Linked DNA regions of Homo sapiens: region 1 is linked to region 2. A link is a loop called in an ENCODE intact Hi-C map of the cell type or tissue named here. Cell type or tissue: lower leg skin. All regions are shown on one strand. Each heading gives the region's core, and the rest is flanking DNA. Links, peaks and the distances in the headings are about the cores only.

Region 1 (9,631 bases), core at 3,755-6,254, 300 kb before region 2:
TCAGAGAAGCATTCTCTGACTACCTTATCTAGAATATGTCTTCTACCAGACACTCTCCACTCCCCTTTTCTCTAGAGCCATTACCACTGTCTGAACCATATTATACTTATTTGGTTATTTATTTGTTTATTGCCTGTCGCTACCATAAGAAGTTAAGCTTTGTAATGTCAGGAACTCCTGTCTTGTTGACTGATGTAGAACGTTCGTCACACATACTAGGTACTCAGTTTTATAAAGGAGTGAATGAATCTAAGCTCTGCTACTAAACTATACGTTCTTTGAGGGCAAGCACCATGTTTTATACATTTGAGTCCCCTTTTCCAAGTCCTAGTTTCTTATACCTAAGTCCACTCAAATGCTTGTCTGAATTTCAGATTCTGCAGAGAAAACCCCCAGCTGCTTTTCTCCCATTAATGTAATTATACCTGTTTAAAAGACATCAGGAAATGGTCTTTACCTATCCTGTCACCTCCAGAGATGACTCAGTCTTCATCACATTGATCCCTGGCAAGTCTACCAGATCACAGCTTCTCCAGTTGTGGATCTCAGGCCATTAAGGGGTTGTGACCTACATTTTTTGATGACATAGAACAAATGAGAAAATAGCAGAGTGCATTGCAGGTTTTAAGGATAACTATTACTTTTTTCTGTTGTGGGTATCATCAGGTCATGCTATAAAATGAACATCTGGCCAGGCGCGGTGGCTCACGCCTGTAATCCCAACATTTTGCGAGGCCGAGGAGGGTGGATCACCTGAGGTCAGGAGTTCAAGACCAGCCTGGCTAACACGGCGAAACCCCGTCTCTACTAAAAATACAAAAATTAGCCAGGCATCGTGGCGAGTACCTGTAATCCCAGCTACTTGGGAGGCTGAGGGAGGAGAATCACTTGAACCCGGGAGGCAGAGGTTGCAGTGAGCCAAGATCACACCACTGCACTCAGCGTGGGTGATAAGAGTGAGACTCCGTCTCAAAAAATATAATAATAAAAATAAAAAATAAAATAAACATTGTTGGCCATTGTCTAAAAACTTTGAAAGTTCTAGATGTCCCATAAGTAGTTATTTTATAGAATACATACTTATACTCTTAATATTTAAATAGCTAGCATTTATTGCAGGTTATTTTTGTGCTGGGCACCTGTGTTACACTGTTTCACATACATTATCTTACAGTCCTCATTACAGTTCTAAGAGGAGGGGCTTATTATAATTCTTATTATTTTCATTTTACAGAGGAGGAAACTGAGGCTTAGAGAAATTAAGTAATTTGCCCATGATCACAAAGCTGGTAAACAGCTAAGTGGAAGGCCCACTTCCAGAGCTTTCCTTACCTGCTAGTGAGCAATCTCTCCAGCAGCATCTATTCTTTAATTTCATGTTCTGAACTGAAAAAGCCCCCACAGCCTTGTTTTATGTCAATAAACACTACTTACCCAGCATTCTGATGGGAGATTTTTTTTTTTTTTTTAGGTTGCCGGTAGGCACCACTGAGGCAAATGGACTGTTGTCCTGTTAAGAGTTCCACAGACCTAGAGAGTCTGGGAATCACGGGTCTCAATGTATTCACACTAGTCCAGAACTTGAAGAGACCTGGAACTGCAGCTGCTCGGGGGCCACCTGACAGAAGCTGTGGTTTTCACAGAAGGACACAGCCACAGACAGCCCATAGCTTGGCAGGGAGGAAGGTGGGGAATAAATACCCTGCCATGCCTTCCTCCCATCTTTGGATTTCCCTCTCAGGGCCCCCATTGGCTGAACCAGGGATCAGGAGAGTCTGTTAATGCAGTCCCTAGAGGTCAACCTCTCAGAACAGAGTGGAGTGAGTGCAGCGTGGATATGGAGGGCAAATGCACAGCCCCCCCGCTTACCATCCTCAGCACCAGTACAGATTAACACGAATTCCCAAGGCCTTCGAATGCCAAGCCTTGGCTGCCGCAGTACCTCACAGCTCACCACAACTCTCACCTCTCCCTTGAGGACAACATCTGAACGGGCCAGGTGGGGCATTGTGCAGGCTTGGGCCACACTGCAAGCCCCTCCCTTGGCCCTGTCTTTATTCACTGGGCTGCCAAGTGAGGAAAACCAGGCCAGAAAAAGAACCAGCCCCCCTCATCCACCTAGGCATTTGCAGCTCTGCCAGCACTTCGGCATCTTGTCCGTGATCTAATCATGCACGAGGTCAGGGGGTTTTTATACAGTCTAGGGATTTGACTGTGAATGGCAGAAATTTCTTCCTACCAGGATTTTGCACGCTTCCGAGCTGAAACCTCCTGGAGCAAGGAAGCAGGGCAAAGTGTGTGTGTGTGTGTGTGTGTGTGTGTGTGTGTGTGTGTGTGTGTGTGTGTGTGTGTCAGGGGAGAGGGGCAGAATAAAGGCATGTTCTAAAGGCATGTTCCTGCTCTTCATACTTACCCAGCCTTTATAGGCAAATGTGTGGCTGCAGTTGTGGCTGAAATATGAATGAATGTGGTGGTGTGCAGGTGCATGAATGACTGTAAGTTTCTGTGAATGAATGTATTTGTGATGAAGAGTGCATGGGAGCCCCTGCAAGCCGGGGTAGTGGTTTGCAGGTGCCTGGCTGGCTGGCTGGAAGCATCCACTGATCAGTATCTTTACCAAAGTCTATAAGTGTTGGGTTGAGGAGGGAGGAGGGGAATACTCTGTTTTCTCATAGCACCTCCCTTTTGCTGCTGCCACTGCTGCGTAGCAGCATGAACCGTTGGCAATTGCCTTGTCCTCCCTGAAGCCCCAGAGAAGAAAGTCGGGGGAAAGACAAGCAAAAGCATGTGGTCAGTCTGTCGTCAGTTGACGGCTCCTCCAGACACCAAGAATTGTCCTTAGATAAACTCTAGTCACAGAGCCTCCTGACTAGCCCGTGGGGCTGAACAAGGGGCAGATGAGTGGTAGCTCAGGTTAGATTTTCTCTGACCTCTACTCCCCTGACCTACTAGCCTGGTCAGGCAGAATTATTCATATTCTGCCTTTATCTGAAATGTTGAGATTAATAAGACCGTCTTCTCTTCTATCTCCCAGCCAGATTTGGGGGAATGAAAGGAGGGGCCGCATTCGTTTAGGAAGTAGTGATAAGCAAAAATGACTGGGTAGTTACCAATTGAAAACCTGACTTCATGAGCATATCAAAAAAAAAAAAGTTAAGGGCCACTTAATTTTAAATCATATGATTTAAATCCATTTTGGGTTCCTCTTCTCCCCCACTCAAGGTCCCCCGTAGTTTTTGTCATCCAAGTGGCCTCTGTGAGGGCCCCTGCACACGATGGCCCCAAATAGTCCCCTCATTAACAGTCTCAGCAGAGGCCAAAGACTGAATAGGTCAGAGAAACCAAATTCTTCTATCATCCGGAGGCCCAAGAGAACCTATCTGAGGAGGGCAAGTGAGGGAGGGAGGGCTGAGAAGCAAGAAATGTGGGAAATGAAGACTTTACAAAACTATTGTAAATTGCCTCCTCTGAAAATAGAAAAATCCAACATTCCCCAACCACCCCCTCTCCAACAAATACTTTGAAAGTGGCGAATCTCACCCACTTTGCTTCCATGGGGAGGCACTCTGTATTCACATACATAATCCATAGGTATTTATAAAAATGTATAATTGTGAAATGGACCAATGAAAACTGTATTGTTAGCTAAGTGAAGAGGGCAGTTGTCCCCCCCCCATAAAAGGCAGATGTTTAAATAAATGCAGATTTTAATAATACAATATCATTATCAGATTGCATACTTAGGTCCCCCAGATGAAACCTAAGCCTGTTTTCGTGGGCTGCTGTGCCTTTTCTGCCAAGCAGCTGTGAGAAGGAATGAACATCCCAGAATCCTTGCTTATGAATGCACTGTCTTCGCTGAGTTTGAATGTACTAGTGCTTCATGTTTGTGTGAATGGGGGTTGCATGTGCTGGTCAGAAGCCACATGAGACACATGGTTGGGGGGCGGGGAATTATGTCTTTAAAAAATGAATTGGAAAAAATGAAATGGAATGTGTGAATGGCATAAATGGAGCCCATGGCACCTTCTCTTTTTTATTACCCACCACCACAATAGGGCCCACCTGTTTCATTAAAATTAATTCCTGGCTTTGCAAATATCAATAGATCAATACCTGTACTTATGTTCCACCCTTCACTGGGACCAGACTGCTAAAAACAGAGAGCTGCAACACAAAAGATACCGCAGTCAGCTCAAGCAGGGGGTTATTTTTAGATCAGAAAAACGAAGGGAAAGAAAAAAAACAGAGGCAGTTCTGGGTTTTGCAATCTAATTTGGTCCCTTTTCTTAAGGAAAAAAAAATCCCATCAATGGCATTTTCCATACAATCTGATTTCCATTTGGCTCCTAGAAAAAGAAGAAGAGATCTAGGGCTGAAAATTCTGGAGTTTTATGGCTGATTCCAGCTAGTATCCTTTCTTCACCAGGCTCCAACTGAATTAATTTGATACTATTTTTGAAAGTCAGTGTTTCTAAGGGAGACCTAATGACGCACTGACGTCAATGCAGGTCAATAGCACACACTGCTGGAACTGGGCGTGCTACACCGAGCCAGGGCTGGAGCCTTTTCAAACAGCCCCAACTCTGCAAATATCCCAGCTTTGCAGGGGGAAAAAAGCCAGGGTTTTGTAAGCATTGAGACCCCCACCATTTTTCCCGAACACCTTCAAAATTGATGCATGCTTTCTAGATGCAAAAAAAGAAAGAAGAAAATCCAAACAGATATAATCAGACGCACTGCAGTGCAAAAAAAAAAAAAAAAAAAATCATACCTGTCAAAGGAACCGTATGTAATCCGTGCACACACACACATTTCACATTTACGTTCAGAATGCAATACATATCATTAGGATCTGTCTATAAATAGACTCGAGCGTGTGTGCATCGGGACTTAGTCCCAAACTGGGTTTTCAAACGTGGGTGATGAGTTCTTTGCTCTGATCAGTTACTCAGAAGGTGCCTGAATGTGTGGGGGTGGGAGCGTGGGAGGGGGCTGCCTCCTCTTTCTCCTCCTTCCCTTTGGCTCTCCCCCTCCTTTCTTCTCCCTCCCTCCCTCCCTCTACCCTCACCTCCCCTCTCCTCTCCCTGTATCCCTCTCTCATTTCCTCTTTCTTTCTCTTCTTCTCCCTCTCTCCTTCAGCATCCCCCCACCCTCTTTTTCTCTCTCCCCCTCCCTCTCACCCCCTCTCTCTCTCCCCCACCCTCTCTCTTCTCCCTCTCCCTCCAAGTCTGGCACTGAACGCGAACTGTTTTGCTTTGCTCTGGGAAGAGTGCAGACACATAACGTGAAATCCCGAGCTTTTTGCGTGGTGCATTTAAAATGCTTCCTTGTTTATATTACCCTCATTCCCTCACCTCCCCCACCCCCTCACCAGTCCTTCCAAATTTCCCTAGAAATCTATGTAAAGCATGCGGAGGGGAAAACATTTGCACAAAAAGTGAAGGAGCTCGCCAAGGTAGGTTATACCATGCACTGTCTTGTGTTTGGCTTTTGCAAAGTTTATGATGTCAGTTGGTGAATGTTTGGAGGAGTAGATTTGTATGACTGACCATGATTACTGTCTTTTTCATTGAACAATTATCTTTGTACAAATTGCCTAGACTTCTTGGGCAGGCTTTCCTGGGGTCTTGTATGTGTGGTTTTTGCAGGAGGCATGCCAGCTGGAAGACAGTCCTCTGTTGTTAAGCTGGGTAGGGGACGCCGTCTTGGCTTCCCCCACCCTAGTGTTCTGTGGTTTGGGGGTGGAGGGTGGAGAAGTATTCTGTAGTGGGCATGTGCTTCTGCCACTTGGCCATATCTTGGATTGATTCTCATTCACTGAGTGTCTTAATTCTTGTAATTATTTTGCACGTGAAAATTTAGTTCCAAAAAGGCTTCATGAAGTCAGAGAAAAGTGGGGAGAGTCAGAGAGAGAAAGAATCACGGTATGGTGGTGGTGATGGGAGCGGTAATATGTCTTGCATAGAGAACTTAATGTTCTCCCACTTTTTGGAGAAAATGCTAAGTCTTTAGTGGGTGTAAGCAAAATAATTTTTGTTTAAAACCTTATTCGTGGGTAAAATGAAATTTAAAATAAATGTTTCCGTTGCAAGAGCAAAAACTGCTACAGCTCACAACCACCTGTAGAGGGAAATCTTTATGCATGATATCTTAAGGGCTGGTTGTGTAGAGGAAAACCGCCTGAAAAGGCTCCTGACAAAGTTTGCAGCAGGAAAGACAAGAGATACTGAGCCCTGCAGGGTGAAGGGTTAAAACTCGGGGGCGGCAGAGAAGGAGGGAACGGCTGGAGCTCAGCCAGGGTCTGTCAGTCTGGGGACTTACAGGGTTGGCCTTCCTGCTTTGAGGGGCTGGTGCTGTAACGGGGGGGAGCCTGAGGTGGAGAAGCTAAATGGGGCAGGGGCTTGCAGAATACTTGTGTGTCGTGGAAGGAGGGGCGTTCTATGAGGTCAGAGATCGTATGGTGCTTGGGGCCATGTGACGATAGGGAGGTCACAGGCCAGTTTTTCCGTTGGGTTCTGGTCCTCCCAGTTCCTCCCTGCTGCTGCACAAAGCGAGGTGGTTATCAACAAGTGTTTCTCCTGAGAAGATTAGTTTTGACAGGGACTTCAAGGGGTTTTTTAATCTGGGTAAATCCACCAGGGCTTTATTGTGTGTAGCAAAGAGAGTCATTCTTTGTTAGGAAGGAGCTTGGGGAAGAGAGGTGGAGGGGTGGAGAGAGGGGGCTTTTGAACATCAGCCATTTGACCTTGGGGGCCAGAGTTCAAATCCCCCAGAGGTCTGAAAAGGTTGAAAAGATATCATTATCCCTTCTCCCTCCCCCGCGTCTTTCACCCAGAGCTTTATGTTTAACGGGGAAAATCCAGCGCCTGGTGTTGGCCAAACCTCATCAATGGGAATTCCATGTGTCTGAGAGCAGGATTTTTTTTTTCATCGAGGGAAGCAGGCAGCACTCTCAGCTGTAGTACTGTACATTTTTTTCCCCCTGCAAATCATCTTCTAGGAAAGCTGAATCACCTCCACTCTGAAGAGCAGCCACTTCTGGGAGGTGGAACACAGGGGGAGGAGGGAATACCCCCTCCTCCATGGTCCTTAAATATCCGTGTGGGGGCACTACTTGAATGTCTGGTTCAGATGAGCCTGGAAATATGACGAGGGTTCTTTGGACTGGGCTGGTAGTTGAGAAGACCATCTGAGCGGGGATGTAATTCTGAAGGAGTAAGGTAGTGGCTTTTTCTTTTGCGCTGGGGGTGCGGGGGCGGAGGGGTGCAGCTGGCTGGGTCATCAAATTAACATGAGAAGGGAATCGTTTTCAGCAGGGAAGTAGGAGATTTGGGGAGGGTGCTTGGAAGATAGAATCAGCATGCTATTGCCACCCCCCACCCCAAATAACCAAAAGGCAAGGAGTACAGACATAGAAATGGGAAGTGAAATGTTGGTATAGACTGTGATTAAGCCTGCTGTTGGTATGAAGTGCTGTCTCACTAAATAAAGCAGAGTGGATGGTGGCTGCATCCCTGGATCTGCCGGTGTGAAGTAAAACCAGGTCAGCTGGCCTGACACCCACTGTCCATATCACTGAAGGTCCTGCTCCAAGAAGGGGGATGGAGAGTCTTCCACAGCCCGGAAAGCATCAGGTTTCTTTGTGTTGCACTTCTCAGAAGGAAATTGTTTCTGTTTATTGCTTAAGTCAACAAGTATTTGTCTCCCTTTGATATAAATGCTGTGGGGGAAGTGGTTACAAGAAAAAAAAATCTGGTCCTGGAATTATAGCCATCTGCTCTCCACAGTCCTCCAAGACTGTCAGTATCTCTCTTTACTCTGAGCTGTGGTCTTCTAGGGACCAAGTTCCAGAAGAATAGCACCTAAAAAGTATTTCATGTCCATCAGCCTTCCCCGGAGATCCATGGAAAGACCACCTCTCTCAGGTTCTACCAGGTGCCCAAGCACTTGTCACATGCAGACATGTATGTGCAGTGTACATGCACATATATGTGCAAAAACCACAACAGTATGCATGTGGGTACCCAGGGTTCTCTCCACATGAGAACCCACGAGAGCCCACGTCAGCTCATGAGCCACATACACAAGGAAACAGACCTTCTTCCTCTCTGTCAAGTCCGAAGATGCCAGCTGAGACGTTCTTCATCCAGTTTAGGGGTGGACCTGATGTCCCTGAGTGTATGTGGTGAACCTGAATTTGCCTTGGGTTTCCTCATATTCATTCAGGAGTGTCAGTTGCCCCTTCACGCGACGTTGGAGAGCATTACAGCAAGCAGGTGTCTACTCATTTATGGCAAGAATGAAGTCCGACTTTTATCTTCATCACCTTGGATGAGCCCTGGTGCTTGCCCTGTTTCTCAAAAGAAACCTAAGGGCAGGGGCAGAACTGGTTATAGAATTCATGGAACCTGGCACAAAATGAACACGTAGGGCCCCTTGTTCAAAAAGCAGGAAGAAAGTGCCTAAATATAATGCCTTTGTCTTTCTTCCACAATCTCTCTCTAGAATCGTCATGGTGGTTTTTTATTTGCTGTTTTTCATGTGGTGCTAAATAAAAATAAAAATTTTAAATTTTTAGCATGAATTTTACCGTTCATCTTTATATTGTGTGATGCCAGTTGTAAATGTAAACACAAGAGCGTTTAACTCATTTGTAGAATCACTGAAATTACACAATTCACATTTCATATGTCGCATATGCATAGGTATTTCATTCTTACCAGAACAATGGAGATGCTGACAAAATGAACTCCAGTGTTTTTATTTCACTTCTTGATACAAGCGCTTTGTACCAGCACTCTCCACCTTCAGCTTGCTGTTGAGGAGAAATAGCTATGGATTGCTCTATCTTCACCTTTCCTTCTGTGTCAACATTTTCAGCATAGGTGTTTGGCAAATACAGGGAAGGAACATAAGTAAGAAATGCTACTTTAGGGTCCCTTAGGCATTAGTGTTTCTTAGAACTCTATTGCCTTCCTTCTGCATTTGAAGCATCTGGTTCAAACAGAAAGCATGACCTCTGGGCACTGTCTGTGTCCCCCGTCTGTGTAGTCATAGGCTTACTTTCCATTCTACTTGCCCCGAGTCTCACTGAGCTCCCACTGGAATTCTGTACGCATGGGCTACTGCCAACATTGTGGGACAGGAACGATGGATGGGCACACACATTCTCTATTATCCCATAGACTTCACTTACAAAACACGGGTTCAAAGACAAAATTTTTAAGAATTTCAAGACAATAACAGTAGAATCTTAAACCAACCATGGAGCTCTTCTGAGCCAAGGGCCCTGCAACTACACAAGTTGCACGCTCCTGAAGTCAATCCAGGTGGGAGGAAGTAAGAAGTAACCTAGACTTCAGGCTGAGAACCCTATTACTCATCTTCCTTCGTCAAGCGAATAATTGAATCCGCAGCAAAAAAAAACTTGAACGGCCTCCATTTTTGACCCATTGGGACTTTCTTCTCCTCTAAGCAAGTCCCACTCTGTGAAAATCCACCACTTCCTGGTGACGCTATCACAGCTTTGAGGGGAGAATTCATCTGCTGATCTCTTCACTGAAGCCGTGGCTTAGAGCCCAAGCCTTGCAGATGAAGCATGGGTTCCAATCCCCACCCACCACTTTCA
Region 2 (8,294 bases), core at 4,169-6,668:
GGAGACAGACATTAAACAAATCCACAAATAAGACAATTGTATAGAGTGATACGTTCTCGAGAAGAAACTAAAAAAGAGTGATATGTTCAAGAACATGGGGAAGTGTAGAGAGAATGTACTGATCTTGGTGTGAGTAACTCCGTCTGCAGTGCCATCCTGTTTCTCAAAGAGGTGTTGCTCTCCGTCACGCAGTTTCCTTCCTTTGACCTGGGAGGCCGGGTCTCTGGAAATGCTCTTAACAAGGAGATCATCTGCCAAGGGACACCATCCCCTGAGGTTTTCTTTACCAGAAGAAAGGTGGGGATGCAGATAGAGGCCATCTAAACCCAGAGAACTTTCAGCTGCCCTGAAAATGAAGTGGACTTTTTCATTCTTAGCAGGAGATTACAAAAGAATACTCCATTTACATTTGAACTTATTGTCCTGAAGAAATCCTCTGGGCGCCATGCACGGTGGCTCACGCCTATAATCCCAGCATTTTGGGAGGCCAAGGCAGGAGGGTCGCTTGAGCCCAGGAGTTTAACACCAGCCTGGGTAACATAGTGAGACACTGTCTCTACAAAAAATAGAAATACATTAGCTGGGCGTGGTGGTGCATGCCTGTGGTCCCAGCCACTCAGGAAGCTGAGACAGGAGAATCACTTGAGCCCAGGAGGTTGAAGGTGCAGTGAGCTGTGATGGTGTCACTGCACTCCAGCCTCGGTGATGGGTGGCAGAGCAAGACTCTGCCTCACAAAAAAAAAAAAAAAAAAGAGAAATCCTCTAGGCTCCATTTGCTTGTTACTACTTTCCAGTGCCTTTGTCTTGGTGATGAGAGTTGGTGGTTTTGTTAGTTCAGGTAAAAGTGTAGTTTTTAATCAGAATAGACTTGATTTGGGTTAATCCATGAAATTTAGAAAACAAATAGGACAAATTGAGATGAGAGAAAACACAATTTAAGAATTTTTTAATGAAAGAAGATATTCCTTCTTTGTATTTTTGTTACAGTATTTTATTGCTTAGGGTATTCATATAGTTCTATTGGGCTTCAAAGAACTAGAAAGCTAAATATTGAGAAACGGCTACCGGGATTACAAATATAAGTCTCCATCCTTTCTTCCTGTTAATTGCCAGTGACTATGAAAGGAGTTAATAGAGTGTGTCTTTTGTGCATATGGAGTCTAAATAGGGAGAGTTATAAAGCAATATAAAGATTCTCGCTGGAAATGTTCATGTATGGCCAACTATACCAATTTTGAAAAATGGCTTAAGAATAGTAAAATTAGTCCTTTTGGGCTCATTGGACTCAGATCCCTTCCAACCAGCTGAATCTCGATTTTTTCAGTGATCTCCTTTTTTCTTGGCCATTTACAACAGTGTTGTACCACAAGACCTACAAGCTTAAGAGGTCCCTCCAAACCATTACATGTGTGTCCAGGAGAACTAAGATATTCAGTTGGTTACCTCAACAGTCAGATATTCTCCATGGAAAATGGCATTCTTATGCGTCTTATTGGATATAAAAAGTCAGCCAAGCTCTTCTTTCCAAATTCATTCTAAAAATATAGATTTTGGAAAACTTAGAAAATAATTGCTAATACATACTAAAGTTTCAAATCCCACACTCTTTAACTGATAATATTTTATTTAATTCTCATGATAGTATAATAAGGAAGATTCTATAGCCTCTAATTACAGAGGAAGAAACTAAGGCTCAGTCATTGAGTGTTTTGCTCAAGATCACACAACTAGTAAGTGGTCAAGCTGGAATTTGAATCCAAGTTGGTCTGATTATAACCAATGCTGATTTTTTTTTCCTGTTACCCTACCACCTCTATTTTCACATCCCAAACTTAATCCTTTAGGAAATCCTTGCAGCATACCCACTATTTGACTACTTCTCATGACCTCCACTACTACCACTCTATCTGAGCCACCATCATAGCTTGTCCTGGACATTTTGCAGTATCTTACTATCTGGCCTTCCTACACCCATCGTGGTTTAACAGCCCCTATAGCCTACTCATAGCAGCCAGAATGATCTCTTTAAAATAAAATCCAGCTGGGCACAGTGACTCACACATGTAATCCCAACACTTTGGGAGGCTGAGATGTATGGATTGCTTGGGCTCATTGAGTTCAAGACCAGTCTGGGCAACATGGTGAAACCCTGTCTCTACAAAAAAATTAAAAAATTAGCCAGGCATGGTGGTGTGCACCTGTGGTCCTTGATACTTGGGAGGCTGAGGTGGGAGGATGGCTTGAGCCCGGGAGGTGGAGGTTGCAGTGAGCTGAGATCGCACCACTGCACTCCAGCCTGGGTGACAGAGCGAGACTATCTCAAACAAAACAAAACAAAACAAAAAAATCCAGTTACTTCACTGCTATGCTAAAAATTCTTCCTTGGCTTCTCATCTCTTTCACAATGAAACCATGAGTTTTTATGACCCTCAATGTTCTGATTTCAAACTTCCACGTTATCATGTCCCCTCCCCACCTTCCTACTTCTGTGGCCTCCTTCCAATTCTGGAAACACTTTGAGGATGCCTTCACCTCAGGGCCTTTGCACTTGTTCCTTCAGTCTCAAAGGCTCTTCACCCAGATATTCTTTTGGCCAACTCCATCTCTTTGTTCAGATCTTTGGTTATAAGTCACCACATCAAAGGGGCCTTTCTTGAGAACTCACCTGCAGGCTCAGCCTCTATCAGCTCTTTTACCCAGGTATTTTTTTCATCTTGCTTTTTTATCATTGCCTGCCAATACTGTACACCTTTGTTTTAATTATTATTTGTTTGTGGTCTATATCCTCCTACTGAAATGTAAGCTCTGTAAGATTAGGGACTCTGTTTTTATTCACAATGAATTTTATTCATTAAGTTCCCATGCCTAAAACATTGTTCTAGTAGGTGCTCAGGAAATAGTTTAGTGTTAAGTGAATGCCTTTTGTGAGATTACACTGTTTTTCTTTTTGTTCCTTGAATGTTAACATACAAATTCCACATCTTTGGAGGTAGGTTATTTACAAGATTATCAGCCAACATTTATCAAGGATCTTTGTGTAGAGCACAATACTTTGAACTCCTTCATTTTGGATTTAGATGCTAAGATTTATATGTATTGTTATTGCAGGGCCTTTTTTCATTGCTATATAACCAGGGATCTCTGCACCAGCAGAACAACTCCTTTTTCCTAAAATTTCTAGAAAGTCTAAGGGTTTCTGCCAAGTAGATAATCAAGGGCCTTTATATGGAAAAGCTAATTTCGTGGTCTGCAAGTAAAGTAATACGCACTCCAAAACTATAATATAGGTGTATAATTATTTAAGTTTTTGTATACCAGATCCTGAAATCGTAGATGAATACACAGATTTCAGGAAATGGAGTTTTCCTAATATTCTTCATAGGAGCCCCAGCTTCTGCCTTAAGAGTGTGTGCTGGCTACACGGTTGAATTTAATGCTCGGTAAAGGCAGATGTGACACCATGTATGAAATCTCATACTGTGCAAATACACTAGACCCTAGTGTATTCTGGGTCTTCATTTTCCCAGGTCATTGTCATCTGATGTTCTGGTCATTTTTCAGTTGAAAAGCATGTTTAGTACACAGATGATGACACCTGAAAGATGCCCTACCATGTTAAGTTCCAAGGTTCAATCCCTGATTCTTGAATATCTGCCATGCAGTTTCAGGCATCTTTCTTTCCACTACTCCATGGCCATAAGCCTTCCTCTTCTGAATCAAGCCCCCTGAATTGTACTGTGCAGTCCAGTTATCTAAGCAAGCTGCTCCAGTGGGTGAGAAAAAAGATACCAAGTTGTCGGGCCTGGTGCGGTGGTTCATGCCTGTAATCCCAGCACTTGGGAGGCTGAGGCAGGCGGATCACCTGAGGTCGGGAGTTCGAGACCAGCCTGGCCAACATGGAGAAACTCCATCTCTACTAAAAATACAAAATTAGCCGGGCGTGGTGGCAGGCGCCTGTAATCGCAGCTACTCAGGAGGCTGAGGCAGGGGAATTGCTTGAACCAGGGAGGTGGAGGTTGCAGTGAGCCGAGATGGCGCCACTGCACTCCAGGCTGGGTGACAGAGCGAGGCTCCATCTCAAGATACCAAGTTGTCTCCAGTGATTTTATTTTTTTTATTTTTATTGTTTTAAAATAGGCTGAGCAAGGAAGCACCAACAGCTTTGCTTTATGGCCTAATTAATTATTTGCCATGTGGGAATGCTAAATTTGAAGACCAGGATACTTGCCCACATCTGCAGCTCTCAAGGTCAGGTTGTTTCTGAGCTGGCAATATTTGTAATGGGAACTTGTTGAAATTGAGCAACTTGAAAAATCTGTTCTGCCCACAATTTCCTATAAAAGTATGAGTATCTTCTTGACCTGTTTCCCATAATGTTTTCCTGAGTAAGCAGGAGAAATCAACTAATTATCCCTTGTTGGGTTTTTATTTAACAGTTGAAGGGTGTACCTAGATGGCTTTTTGATATCTAAGATATTTCTTTACTTTCATATAACTTGGAATATTTATTTTTAAATCATTGGCAAGTAGCTATAAGTATGCCTGTTTAGATAGGTGCTCTTATATATGCTTCAGAATTTCTAAAATTTTGGCTTAAACATTCATATTATCAACTTCTTGGTGTAATTAATTTTCTGGATCATAGCAGTGGAAAGAGACCCCAGTACTCTTCTTCGGTGCTGTCCATAATGAAGTGTCTTTCACCAATTCATTCAATAGATATTAATTGTACCCCTGCTATGTACCAAGTACTGTTCTAAAACATTAAAATATATGAATATGACCAAGCCTTCATGGAGCTTGTGTTCTAGAAATGGATACTGCCCAGTGATTGGATTCAGTTTTCTGTACCGTTTTGCCTCCCTCCTGCCACTCTTCACACATTTCCAACATTTGAACCATCCTGAGCTATGCAGTTCCCTGAAAAACATCATGCTCTTCTGTGGCTCCTTTTCTTGGCTCCTGCTGTTCCCTTATTTGTTTACAATTAGGGAAATTCTTGCACTTCATTTAAGACTTAGCTCAAACGCTGTTTCGTCTTTGAACCCTCCACTAGGCCATGTTAACTGCCTTGATTTTAAACCATCGTGGAAATAAATATACTTTCTAGAAAAGAATTTACATTTCTTAGCTGGAAAAACATAACCCAACTTGGAATTCCTGAGTATGCATCTCTTGTCCCCACCCCTTGATCTGGGGGTTCTCTAGACTAGCTCTATGGTTTAGCTGCATGAAGAGTTAACTTGTGGCACCACCAAGTGGTTCAGTCAGGCAGTGCAACTTAATTCTCCTACAAGATCAAAGTAGTCCAATTTATACCATGTTACATACGAAGGGAGGGAAGAAGATGGCAAAAAGGATGGACGAAAGGAACAAAAAATTATAACGCAGTTGAGAGGTATAATGATTAGACCATCTCTACCTCTAGAAGCTCAAAATCTTACAATACCTTTACCAGGCTTGTGATCTATATTTGGGTTTTTTTTTTTAATCTTCACTATTTTGTGACCTTTAAACCTAATGCATAGAAATGAGAAATGGTTTGCTTATGTTCCTTCATTATGTGAGATCAGAGTATTTACATATACTCTTTCTTTCCTTACTGCTCAACTTTACTCTGGGAAATAACCTTTTCTTTACTGACCCATTGTGAGAGCCTCACTGAACTCTGCATTTCCTACTCAGTCTGAGTCGGAGATCTCACCCTAGTGTGTGCTCTCATAGACTATATCCTTGTGGCAAAATGGTCCTTAAAAGATGTGACAAAAAATTTTTTTTTCTAAGTGAGGGATAAATATATAGTGATAATCCCAATAAACAAATTCTCAGAAATCAAAAGTTACCTAATCAAAGTTGGCTCAAATATTGAAGTACTTCATACTTAGTATGAGTCTGTGGCTGCAGCAACAAGGAAAGAGGAAGATAGAGAGTGACAGCACTCCATCTGGGGTTCTTGGTTCTAATGAAGAGGCTGAGGTTTCATCTAACCTGTCAAGGAGAGTGGGTTGCATTCCTTGACTTAGACTTCGGAGTGGGAAAAATGCAAAGCACACACGTACATAAAAACCCAGAGACGGCCGGGCGCGGTGGCTCACGCCTGTAATCCCAGCACTTTGGAGGCCGAGGTGGGTGCATCACAAGGTCAGGAGATCGAGACCATCCTGGCTAACATGGTGAAACCCTGTCTCTACTAAAAATACAAAAAATTAGCCAGGCGTGGTGGCGGGCGCCTGTAGTCCCAGCTACTGGGGAGGCTGAGGCAGGAGAATGGTGTGAACCCAGGAGGCGGAACTTGTGGTGAGCAGAGATCGCGCCACTGCACTCCAGCTTGGGGACTCTCGCTGAGACTCTGTCTCAAAAAAAAAAAAAAAAAAAAAAAAAAACCAGAGACATGGGACCACTCCTTCTAGGTCTCAGCAGGACGGAAATCCATAGAATGGAACAGATCTCAATTTGATTGAAATTTTAAGATTTTGACCACCATGTGTTAGAACCATTCCTTTTCTTTAATGGAAGTGTCATTGGGCCAAGCGTGGTAGCTCACACCTGTCATCCCGACACTTGGGGAGGCTGAAGTGGGAGGATCACATGAGCCCAGAAGTTTGAGACCAGCCTGGGCAGCATGTTGAAACCTTGTCTCTACAAAAAAAATTTTAAATTAGCTGGGCATGGTGGTGCACACCTGTGGTTCCAACTACTCAGAAGGCTGAGACAGGAGGATCCCTTGAGCCCAAGAGCTCAAGGCTGCAGTGAGCTATGATCGTGCCACCGCACTCCAGCCTAAGCAACAAGCAAAACCCTGCCTCAAAAAAAAAAGAAGAAAAAGAAAAAAAGAAGTATCATTGCAGTGATACTTCACACATGTGAGATAAACAATACATTCACTCTTTGTTGAACTACCATGCCCAGGTTATTTCAAACTACAGAAGGACCTCTTGTATCATGACTCAGGACTTGTTACAATAGGGTTTCCTTATACTCTGTGTTGAATCACATCCAAAATGCAGCAAGCTTAAGCAATAAAGAACCTAACATTATTGAAGTTCCTCTAAAGGTCATGTCCAGATTTGTCACCCTACACCCATCCAGTCAGGTGTCTTTTAGTTACCCAAACAGTTTCCATATTGTTAGACTGTGTTTCTTCTAAAAAAGAAAAAAAGGGAGGTGGTTCTATCTTATCAATAAAATTGTTTATAAAACTCAGAAGTAGAATGGTGAGAAACTAGGGAAGAAAAGTAGTAACGCAAGTCTGAGAAATAAGATGTCTATTTTAGAAGGATCAAAGCTGATAGAACAAGCTTAATTAGCCATAAATTATGGAGAAAGTTGGCATTATCCCATTAGAAGAATAAAGTATCAAAGATCTCCTACTTGGTGGTTCTGTCTCAATGTTGAGTTTACTAAGTGTGAAAAGTATCCTATCCTGAATCTGTGCTCTCTGGATTATTTAATGCTTTCCTTTTTAAAGGTTCAAAAAGGTAGATTTCTGCTTATTTTTAATACTTTCTCTGGTCTCAAACTCTGTTTTATTGAGAGATTGATTTGTTACAATTTGTTTTATGGTATCATGTGTTCTATCAAGTTGGCTTTAGATAGCCACTTCTCTTTTCTTCTCTCTCTGTAAAGATACAGATGTTTCTACCACTAAGAGCAGTCAAGCACCACTGTACATTCTGAGTTTGTGGCCTTACTAATCAATGGCATGTTTTCTGGGGTGGGTGTTCCCTTTCTAGAGTGTCCTGCCATACTTCGTAGCTACAAAACTGGCTAAAATCCGGAAGCCAACTTTGGATAAGCCCTCTCCGGAGACGTTTGTGAAGTCTGCAATTAAAACAGTCGGCCTGCAATCCCGAACCAATGGATACCTGATCCATGCTCTTATGGTAGGTAGATTTTTTGAATCACAAATCAATACTTTCTGGCTTGGGGTTTCTTTCCCATTGAGTTACAGGATAGTATGTAATAGATTAGCACATATACATTGTCCAGCCATAGTAACAAGATATCTATATCTTGTTATAATTATAATGGTCGTATACCCAAGAACTTTAAAATCTACCTATAAATAAAAACAACACTATAATAAAACATTAAATCATATGCTTCAATTTAGCCCAAATTGTAGGCTATAATTACATATCTCTCTCATTCTGTTTCCCTAGGGCTCGATAATCTCAAACCTGCCTTCTTGGATTTATTTGAAAATAGTCATGAATATGAACAAGTCTACACGGGCTCACTATCTGAAGAAAACCAAGAAGAACTAAGCATTGATAACTGCATTGTAACTTGGC

Evidence for each region. A loop is a pair of places that touch in the nucleus more often than their neighbours do. Peaks named below come from ENCODE experiments on the same cell type or tissue, not always from the same donor. Only the 100,000 strongest peaks of a DNase experiment are listed, where the experiment ranks them.
Region 1: a loop joins it to region 2, with 8 times the contacts of the local background. A loop is called at or near these places in 8 of 110 quality-filtered maps.

Annotation. Positions count from the first base shown.
Region 1 is chr11:43,551,504-43,561,134 of GRCh38, forward strand. MIR670 (microRNA 670) reads left to right here and starts at 8,153; the gene lies at 8,153-8,250. It also overlaps a transcript of HSD17B12 not described here. In lower leg skin, for the core only: no CTCF peak of the experiment used is centred there; a DNase peak (open chromatin) is centred at 4,968.
Region 2 is chr11:43,846,982-43,855,275 of GRCh38, forward strand. HSD17B12 (hydroxysteroid 17-beta dehydrogenase 12) reads left to right here. Exons shown (of 11, transcript NM_016142.3): 10 at 7,734-7,883; 11 at 8,163-8,294. The coding sequence ends at 8,267. Among named protein-coding and RNA genes, the nearest start is that of ALKBH3, 30 kb to the right of the region's middle. In lower leg skin, for the core only: a CTCF peak has its summit at 5,271 (motif pointing left); no DNase peak of the experiment used is centred there.